2 separate regions of the Homo sapiens genome follow, and region 1 is linked to region 2. A link is a contact called in ENCODE Hi-C or POLR2A ChIA-PET data. All regions are on one chromosome and are shown on one strand. Each heading gives the region's core, a stretch centred on a gene start or an enhancer-like site at or near the end of the contact. The rest is flanking DNA. Distances are from core to core; before and after follow the strand shown.

What was found. Hi-C counts contacts between places; a loop is a spot of excess contacts on that map. ChIA-PET counts read pairs that join two places held with the same protein, here RNA polymerase II (POLR2A).
Region 1: a map of cardiac septum shows a loop between it and region 2 (2.1-fold over the local background). The contact joins two enhancer-like sites. A Hi-C loop is called at or near these places in 1 of 168 maps with a recorded cell type or tissue (cardiac septum). POLR2A ChIA-PET finds 5 or more read pairs at or near these places in 2 of 52 experiments (activated T-cell and common myeloid progenitor, CD34-positive).

What each region holds. Positions count from the first base shown.
Region 1 is chr9:4,034,471-4,039,870 of GRCh38, forward strand. The region is part of intron 4 of GLIS3 (GLIS family zinc finger 3); the gene reads right to left. Among named protein-coding and RNA genes, the nearest start is that of GLIS3-AS1, 140 kb to the left of the region's middle. Within about 2 kb of position 3,826, at least 2 of the 41 ENCODE cell types and tissues checked have a DNase peak (open chromatin) inside an H3K27ac peak, as active enhancers do.
Region 2 is chr9:3,953,572-3,958,971 of GRCh38, forward strand. All of the region lies in intron 4 of GLIS3 (GLIS family zinc finger 3), which reads right to left. Among named protein-coding and RNA genes, the nearest start is that of GLIS3-AS1, 58 kb to the left of the region's middle. RefSeq lists an enhancer at 893-1,413. Within about 2 kb of position 1,605, at least 2 of the 41 ENCODE cell types and tissues checked have a DNase peak (open chromatin) inside an H3K27ac peak, as active enhancers do.

The DNA of each region.
Region 1 (5,400 bases), core at 2,576-5,075, 83 kb after region 2:
TAAGAAGCTCAGCCCACAACACCTGATAATTAGGAATGTTATAACAATTCACTGACCCTTCAGGGATCCTTTGGTCGTGTTGGCTGTCCTCGGGGATTCACAGAAAGCGGTATCACAATTTTTCCCAGTTGTCACTTCTGCTGCTGCTTTTGCAGACTGCCACATTTACAAGTCTTCAAGAAATTGTTTGGGGAGCCACATGACACCGGGATCACAGGAACTCTCTTTTTTGACAGTATCTGCCTTTCTGCCCTCAGGAGCCCTTTAACCTCAACCTGAGCACTTCTTGGGGGAAGAGTTCAACAGCACAATTCCTCACACCCCAGAGTATGGAATCTTGCCTTCAGAACCTGAATGTCACTTGGTGTCTTAGAATGACCTTCTTCTTCAGAGGGTGAGTGGTGAGGGGGACCAAAACACAAATGTGTGTGTGGCAGGGGGGATCTTCGTTACTTCATATTCTCTTGTAGTAGCAGGAGGGTGCCTGACTTCACCACACTGCTATGTGTACTATTATTGCTAAGCGAGCCAGGACACGGAGTTTCTGAATATGTTTGCTTCTGATAGAAGAACTGCAGATGAGACAATAAAGCAGAAACTTGAAAAGAAGCAGCAACACTAGTCTAAAAGTACTAGGAGTAGAAATAATCTCAACAAGACCACTTACTACAGCTGTACAGAGTGCTAAGCAGTTTCCAAATGTGCACGTTTTCATTTCATCTTCACTATAACCTTTTATGGCAAATGTTATCTCCATTTTACAGGTGAAAGCATTAAGACTTGGATTACTTGTTAGAAGATCCTACAGATAGTGAGCCATGATTCAAAACCAGGTCTAGTTAACTAAAGTAAAAGCTCCTGACCAGTGTATTATACTGTAGCAAAAACAGAAGGCTCCAGAAGGTCCAACTGGATCCCTGCATGTTTGACAACCCCAGAATATCCCAAAGCTACCTCTCACCTATCTCGTATTCCACCTTCTATCTCTCTCCTACTTAAATTTCCACATCTGGCCACATTCTTTAACTTTAGCTCCCATGGATTCTCCATTTTCTGCTTTCCCTTCCCCCTGCCAGTGGCCTAGTTGAGGCTCTAGTCACTTCTCTTCTCTGTTACTGCAGCAGTGCCCTAACTCATCTCCTCCATGTAACTCTTGTTTCTGTTATACATCTCCACCTGGTGCCAGAATAAGCTTCCCAAAGCACGGGTCAGGGATGGCCCCTCCTCAGAAACTATCCAACTTCCTAGAAGGCACAGACTCATACTAACCCTCCTTCCTGTCTTGCCTTCCACCACATCGGTCTTCCTGTACTTGACCCAAACGATTGTATCCCTGCCCCACTCAAATGCAAGCCCACGACACTGACCATTGCTCCTTCATCTCCTGGGACTGGAATGCTCCCGTCTTCACTCTTGCAGTCAAAATCTATCCATTTACTCAAGGCTCACTCAGGTGGAACCTCCTGCTGCCTGCCCACATCCCTCTGTCACAATGAATCCTTCTTTCCTACATGCTCCTATACCAGATGACTTGGCCTTGAGCCGCCTGGAGTTTACTCTGTAGGTTTCAGTTTGCCTGATTCCTTGCTAGGCTGAAAGATTCAAGGTCATCTTTAAGACCTCAGTGCTTTTCACAGGGAATTACCATCTGAAAAAAGCCCCAAGTGAGGATTTTCCTTTACCGTTTGAAGACTTTTTTAACTCCTCACCAGCAACAAAAATTCTGGGATGCACTGCGTTTTACATTTTGTTTTTGTTGTTTGTTTTATTTTTTCTGGCTAAGAACACAGAAATCAAATCTCTTTTTTTTTTCTCTCAGGCCTTGCCCTACTCTAATTTCAATCCTCTCTAATCTTTATTTTCTACTTTATACTTGTAGTTTTACTATTCTCTGCTCCCCTTAATTTCTGTAGAACAAGATAGGATATAAATAAACAGATGTATAAATAAAGAGTGGGTTTTTGAAAAATGATTGACAACTTGAATTGAAAGCAAGACTCCTGTTGTGAAAGAAGTAGAGAACTCAGCCCAAATTGGTAACGGTTTCTATCAGTAGCCAAAATGGGAGGATATAAGACTCAAACCAGAAAACAGTTTTCTCCCTGAGACTCCAAGAGTGCTAGAGGAAAAACAGAGAGGCTACTGTGAAGACCTGCAGCCTTAAGCCCTGAGACTCACCTACTAAATAGGTGCCCAGCAAACGGCGCATTACCTGAGAATTTTTTCCTTGAACTTTGACTCCCAAATTAATTCCCACCATAGTGATTACTAGTTGTTCATAGAACAGAGGTGTGAGAAGAACTGTGGGTGATATACCAGGAGGAACTTCAGGAAAGCCGTTTGGAGGACTCATTCTTGATGCCAAAATCCCTCCCTACTCCTTGCGTTTGAGTATCAACTGCTGATCTCCAGGAGAAATAAAGACCAGTAGAGGGGCTAAAAATAAAAGGGGCAGACCGCAGTGGATTCTTAGTCCTATCGAAGTTACTACCCCACTGCAGCTATGGCAGAAAGAGAGCCAGAGCTGAAGACAGGGGTGTCCATGTTCTAACCTTTGCTGTATAATTTACTAGGGAAGGAGATTTGAAAAAAATCACCCCACTCTCTGAGCACCAGTTTTCCCCATCTGAAAATGGGAATAGCTTTACCTTCCTTACTGAATACTTTGAAGATTAAATGAAATGACATGTGAACTTGCTTTATAAACTCTTCACAGACAAAGCTGTTAATTTCATTTCGAGAAAGATTTCTTGAGAGAGGCATCGTAGCACAGGAGCCTAGCACGGATACCTAAACTAAAGCTTAGGACTTGCATTCTAATTCTGTCACTTCCTAGCTTTGTGACCACAGGCAAATTACTAACCCCTCCGTGCCTCAGTTTTCTCATCTGTAAAATAGGATGGTAAAAGTGTCGATCTGATAGGTTATCAGGAGATTAAATTAGCTACATTTTTACCTGAGCAAGGATTGGCATATAATAAATGTTATACACATGTTTTATAAATACATCAGTTGAGAATACCCCACAAGCCAAGTTCCATGCTGAGTGCTGCAGTGGGCAGATGTGTGTGCACACAACACACACACACACACACACACACACACACACACACAGAGACAATAAATCCTGGGGGAACTTTCACAGGCTCAGGCATTATTTTAATCTATGATCTAAGCACTAGGAGATAAATTTCTCAGAAACAGAAAAATAGGTAATAACCTTGCCAACAGACTCGGAGTCACCATTCTCTTGAATTTCAAACCTCAGATTGTCATCGTGCCCTTATGGTCACTTAATTAATTTGCAGTATCTCTCCAAGAGTTGCTTATGAAATGTTCAAGTCTTTTTTTAAATACACCATTTTATTTAATGAACTATTATTATGACAGCTGTGGAGAAATTTCACTTTGGTGTTTTCCTGGGAATATTTTATACACACTTTTCAGCTGCCCACATTCAGGGGAGATACAAAATCCAGGAAAGGAAAAAAAAAATCACTTCATTGGATAAAATGTTTTACAAGATAGCCCATCTGTCTTTGTGAGTTCAGAGTGTTTTTGTTTTTATTTATTTAAGTGGAACTTTAATGAGGGAGAAGAACATCTTTCCCCTCTTCCTGTTCACCTGGCTTGGAGGAAGCAACCTGGTAAAACTTCAATGAGGCCCAAGTAAATTTTGTCACTCTTGGATTAATTTATTTGTAATTAATCAAGAGTTTTATTTGGGGATGATTAGCAGCCAGCCATATTCCAGTTTCGACATCCTAAAAATATTATCCCATGATTAACTACTTCTTTTGAAGTGTGGTAGGAAACTTGTCCAACTTGTTGGTTCCAAAAATCCTCTCTGTTGACACAGAGGGAAACCTCTAATTACATGAGTCACTGTAGTTTTACAACTGAATAAACTGTTAAAGAAATTGGAAAAATTGTCATCAAGATGATAAAGGCCATTCTGGAACTCAATGCCAAATAGTCCCAGCTTGTACCTTTCAGAGAAATGACCACTTGTAAAGAGACTGACGTATGGGAGATCAAAGGTGAAATCCAATACACTTTCCCAGGCCTCAACAGGCCACTTTATCCTGATTAAAAGGAAAAGGAATTTCCCAGGCATGTCTCTTTAACGTTTTTATCCTGAAAGCAGGCATGAGAATACATTCTGCAAACCACTGTGCTAGCATGTTATAAAAGATGATGACTGGCCCTTTGGTAAGTGACATAGTTTGGCCACACGTATTCAGCTCTCCACTATTCTTTTTTTCATTGTTTTCTTCAAAGTTTACATCTGTACAGCTTCCTTAATCCTGATTTCTTAAATGTGTGGATCCAGCCTTTAAATGCATTCAACACTGTGCATTCAAGTATCCCTGTCTGTAGAAACATCATGAAGATGACAGACTGGGCTCCGCATAACTCTGATCACCTTTGCCCCCAGTGACCTCCAAGGCAGTCTAATTTCCCCAACTGAGGAACTAACTGCCCTCCCCATGTCTTCTCTCACTATGAACCGTTGGGTAAAGCTGAGCAGCTTGCCACAACAATAGGAATCATCCGTCTCTTACAAACTTGAGGAGGGAGAATAAAAAAGGAAAACCAATGTAATAAGCCTGGGCACCATACGTTGCTATAATCCTGCCCTTTGGGAACACTTTAAGGACTCTTTTCACACCTAGGGTGGTTCCACACTCTACCCATTTCATATGGAATTTAATAGGGCACCTGGTTATTCTCTGGAGAGGGTCCTACATATTTATTCATAAAGGTATTTCTGCATATATTATGTAATTGGTGCCGAGGACCAAAATTTGAAGACTTGACTGAAAAAAAATTATTTTTCCCAGCTGTCCAATGCAGTATTATCTAGCCACTGAATAGCAAAATAGAGAAGCCACCAAACATTTTCTACAGGTATCCAAGCATCTCTCTCTCTCTCTTCCAGACAATGTATTTCCTGTGAGCTATGTGGAAAGAGGCCTGTGCTTCTTGGAAACAAGCTGCTCTGATGGGTCTCCAGCCCACAAAATACAAAACTTCACAAACACAGGACGGCAGCCTCAAAAAGGAGCTTACAGACCACCTCATCTAACTCCCTCAATTTTCTAGGCCATAAAAATACAGGCCAGGTAAGAGAAGTGACTCGTCCAAGGAAACACCACTATTTAGTGCCAAAGCCTGACCCAGAGCCTGCCTGGCTCCCAGCCAGTGCTCTTTCCCACTGTATTTTCTAAGATCTATGTGTTTTCCTCTACAATCGGTCCAGATTCTGTTAGGGTCATAGAAATGTCTGGGAGATGTTGAGTGTTTTTCAATGACTACTACAGTATAATGTCACAATGGTCAAGTACTACAGGAGTTAGAGCACTCAAGTTAGAAGCAGATGGAGCAAAAGTATCATTT
Region 2 (5,400 bases), core at 355-2,854:
ATATCTGAATATTTCTTTGTACAAATGGTTTCGCCTCATACCACAATGCAAAGAGCTGGTAATGCATGTTTAATGACTTTTCAATGGATTAAAAGTAAGCTGTTGAAAACATATTTTTGATAACAATTCTTTTGTTAGTACTTGCTGTTGGCTCTCCTGGAGGAATATTGCCAATGATAATTAGATTTGCTCTCTCTCTCTCTCTCTCTCTCTCTCTCTCTCTCTATATATATATATATATATATATATATCTTCTCCATCTCACATACACACAGACACAGTCACACACACAAACACATGCACACACATGCATTTGCTGAAAAAGTAAACATGTGGCTTTATGTCTGTAGTACACCAATCAACATATCAAAATCCAAATTTAGAATCCTAATTCACAATACCACGTTTTTTTCCCTTTTTTCTCCCCCTCACTTGGAGTAAATTAAATTCAGCCTTTGTTGGAAGGAAATGTAAAATGTGTTTCACACATATATTTAACACTAATCTGTTCTCCCTACCTTAATTATGCTTTGAATTTCTGTGGGATCTTATATTCCAGGGTCTCAATTTACTTTTATAAATATTCATTGATTTTTCCCATCTCTATTAAGGGTGCTAAAAATTACCTTTCTTTTTGCATTTGGAGAAACTGAGGCACCAGGGAGAAATCTATGGTTTGTCACTTAACACAACTGTAGAGCTGCAAATGTGACCTAGAAGCTCCTCGATAAAGAGGCAACCCTCCTGCCAAAGCTTAGAAATAATGGTACAATGTTCACTGGAGGATTAAATCAGAGCCAGTCTGCTCACATTCTAGGCACAGCTACATTCTCTGTGTTGTCTTTTCCTTAGCACAAAGTGCAGTAACAGAATAGCTGCCCCGTGGTTAAAGAGAAATGATTACAGAAAAGAACAGTTGGAGAAAACAAGGCAAAAGTACTTGGATTTTAGTCAGTGGGAGTCCATCACAGTAACTAATGGGCTGAGAATGTTTCTATTTTTTCACCAAGTAATCCATATGCAAATTTCCTACAGTATTCAATATGCACTTCCAAGCTCAGTAAATGTTTTCTATTCTTTTCTGCTTAGCTCTCTCAGCTTTTTCCAATTAGGCCCTGTTTATTTAGAAAAAAAGAAAATGTCTAAAGGAAGGATTAAGCTCTGTATCTTATGGAGAAAGAATGAATATTAGAAATTCTTTCAGGATCTAGAGGATGCATTCTTTACTCATCCTCCCCGCTGGGATGGGTAATGAGAATAAAGTAAAAGAGGATGAAGCTTTTTACTTCATTTGGTTTGTTCAGCTGAAAACATGCCTTTGACGATCTGGAATTAAATCCAAAATGCATGACAATTCAGACAATGGTGCACATGGAATAAGCCGGTGGATAAAAATAAATAAATAAAAGAGAGATGCGAAAGCTCAAAAGGCCCCACCTGGTGCGCAGAAGTTCTGCAAAAGCAAGGGAATTCACGACGTAGAGGGGACAAGGGGACAGGCTGGGGAGAGAGAGCATAGGCTGGAGTTAGTGGCTGTGCCAAATGAAGACGACCTGGGGAACAGAGCCGTAAATCAGAGAGACGTTGCAAATGCATGGCCTCCCAGGGTAGTAATCAGGGAAGATGGCCCGCATGAGTCAGGCCTTCCTATCTTTAGTCATTGCACCCATGAAGACACGTGGTGTTCTGCCTATCTCTGTTAAGTTTCACATTGAAAGCTGAAGGTCAATTTGTGCTTAAAGAAAAAAGTCAGACAGTTTCTCAACTCAGCTTCAGATCTTTTCTATCTGTTTATTTATTGAAAAAGAGAAAGAGAAATAAAAAATGCCTGAACTTGAGTTCCATGGCAGACAGGATGGAGGTGTCATGGTGCCTGAGAAGGAATTTCTGCCCCTGAGGATGGCCTGCTTCAAGAGGCTGTTGTGACACCACAAGAGATATTATATATGGTATTTTACAAACTTAAAAACATCATACCAATGAAAAAGGGGTCATGAGCAGTAGTTATGGTTGGCGTTGGATTAAAGAACAGGAAATAGCCAAGATGCTTCCAGGATCTTGGAACAGATTCTTACCAAATAGGGTTGTAAAGAACTAAGCATGAAAAGTAGCAAAATGTCAGATTAATTTTCTCTCCCTGCATTTAGGGATTCAAAAGCCATAGAGAATAATAATCGATAAATTATAGTTAAGGATAGACTGTTCACCTAGTGACTGAATAATACACAAAGCTCTTCAGAAATTTTCATGATAAGTTTACTTGCCTAAGAGACCATAAAGAGGAAAAATCTGGGAGAAGAAAGAGTCAATATAATCAGCAATGAGAAGTCTCCCTTTAATGACAGCTATGGGGAACCTGAATGAAGTAGTATATACGTACAAGTGATTGGCTAGGACCATACCATAGACTGCTCCCATAAGTATTTCCTACCACAATTGACCTTCTCCAGATTCAGCAAAAAAAAAAAAAAAAAAAAGAAAGAAAAAAAGAAAAGAATTCTTCATCCGTGGTCAAACTACCTGCTTACATTGTCCATGAAAAAAACTCTTCTGGTTACATTACCTAATGGTCATTTATAAGCTGACTTCCATTCTTTAGTGTACCAGTTGAAAGAAAAAAAAAATCACCTCCAACAGCTTTTTATATTTTAAGTTCCAAGACACAGCAATGCTCTCAAATTTCAGTTTCTCAAGTCTCAAGCTTAGAGAAAAATAAGCTAGGGGAACAAAAGCCTGCCAAAAACCCAGGCTGGCTATTAAAATGTTACAACCAACCGCCATGAGTTTGAGACTATAGATGGTATCCAAATTAACAGAAATGTCCTGGACAGAAGCCTTCAGATCACCATGGAACAGGCTTTGATGCCCTTTGTCTAATTCTGTGGAGACCCAATCTTCAAGCAGAATATTTTTGGCCCATCAAATAAAGGCCTTTCCCAGGAAGCCAAAGGGCTTGGAGACATCACTCTGATTCTCAGCCCATTCTTAAGTAACTCAACACACTGGATCTAACCCCTAGCTTTAGAGTACACCAAAAGACGTTGCATGGAGGGTTTTTTTGTTTTGTTTTGTTTTGTTTTGTTTCCTGTTTTGATCTCACAGACCAGTTGTATTTTTTTCCTCCTTTCATTACCGAAGTAACTCCTTCCATGTGCCAACTTTGAATAATCCTCAAACAGTAATTTCATTACAGAAACAATCTTAGTTGACCAGGCTGTAATGACTTTGGATGTTTCATCTTTATCTGGCTTTTTTCTTTTGCAGCTTCACTGACATGATGAGAGCTCCCCAAAAAGGGCAGGCTTCTGCCTCAACTCTCAGGCACATCAATAACAAGAACAATCTACACTTACAGTCACAAGCTGATTGAGCCCCCATATCTTCCCTGGCAAATCGTCTAAGAGCTCCATCCTTGAGAACTTGCCCTGGAACTCGCAGCATGGCATCAGCAGTTGGAACTAAGACCTGAAAAATCTTTACTAGGCCTCTAAGCCACCTGCCTCCCACAGTGCAGCGGAATGGGAAGAAAATCTCAAAGTGGCTCCCTATCTACAGTCTATATCTGTTCTTTCTTTGAAGGTGTGGCCTAGGGGTCTCAAATGGAAAAGCAGGATAAAATAATCATCAAGCAGTGGGTGTGGAGCCCTTTCCCGAGAGTGTTTTACGCTGCCTACGCATTAAACCTGTTCTTGTTGATGCAGTAATCAATGTATTTGGATTGAATAACACTTCCCCAGTTTGGCTGCCTAGCCGATTAATGTCTTTGCTTTCACCTTTATAATTGGCACATTTAAAAGAAGATTTTAAAAGTTGCTATTGATGTGGCAGTGAGGAGAAGGCACTGAGCCTGCGTGTGCAGGAGGAACAAAGACTCAAACTACAGGGAGTTGCAAGATGAACCACGAGATGGGATTTGCATATTGCAGACTTGTCAACCAAGGGACTTATCAAGCAGCCCTAAGGATATACCACCAGGGCAGTACTGACATAGAAAATTAGATCCTCAGCCCAGAGGCAACACTAGAGAACAGTGATTTTAAATAGAAGTCACATTTAAAACCTTGTTATTAGGCACATACATATCGCATGACTCTGGAAAACAGACAAAGAAATGTTAGCACCAACAGACTTCTTGGTGAGGTTTCTTTCATTGTCATTCCCAGTCCATCTCAGATGCACAAAGGAAAGGGCTCTTTCATGTTTTTCCTTTTGTCTGAAAAATTAAGCATTTATATCATCTGCTCAGATTCACACAAAGACAAACACCGTAGATATTGCAAGGCTGTGCAAAATGCTCTGCCTGAAATGCCCATGTTGCAAATCAGGGAGCTTCGTGGGACTGGCAACCAAGACCCCAAACAAAGAGATTATCATGGTTAATGAATCACATCTTCAGTGAGGGAATTCCGTGGCAGCAAAATGTCACACTCCTAAAGTTCTTTATGAAAAGCTAACTGGTAATGGAAAGCTGTGGCTCCTTCGGTAATCCTAACCCATGACTGACTTTCCACCAGAATGTTTCAACATTGCCTTCCACTCTCTCAGTTCCCTGGAAATGTATTTTGGAGGTAAATGTCTGCCATACACAACTACCAAGCCCTTAGTGAACAACTGCACAATTCAGAGTTTTCATGAATCTTCATGAGCTTTTCCTCCCACATGTATAATAACAATAAGGCTTTTTGAAGATGAGAGGAAGAAAAAAATGCACCATTTTTATTGAGCGTCTAGTATGCATGTGCTATGCCATGGGCCAGACGCTTACATAAAAGTTTCCTACATCGATTCTTTTTTCAAAAAAAGTCATGAATCATTAGAGTTATTTTACTAATAAAGAGGTAAGACTCAAAGAAGTTAAGCAATAATGCCCACAAGTAATGCTAGTTGGGGTTGGAGTCAGACTGATGTACCTACAAATCTCCGCATTCTCCCCACTCTATTCTGCTATTCCAACAGTCTTAAAAGGCTTCCATTCTTAAGTGCAGGGTCCTGTCTTATACTTCATTTAATAAACACGTGTTGGGCTTCTACTCTGGGCTGGACGCTGTGTAGGATCTCAGCACACCAAGATGATTGGGATAGAGTCCTCGCTCTCAGGAAACTCGCCCAGTATTTGGCCAGATGGCCATGTAAACAAACAAATGCAATAGAATGAGATATAATAAAAGATACAAGTAAAGACAGAGACTGTAAATCTGGGATACTATACAGGTGGGTGTCAAAGTATAAATAGGAGTTCAACGTGCAGAGTGGCTGCTTAGGGAAACAGAAATAATACTGGCTAAAGCCCAGAGGTGGAAAAACAGACAACGTGCTGTCGGAGGAAGCCATAAGAGAATAGCAAGAACTTCTTGCTGGTTAACTATGAGGTGAGAAGTCTGGATTAATCTTCAGTAAAGA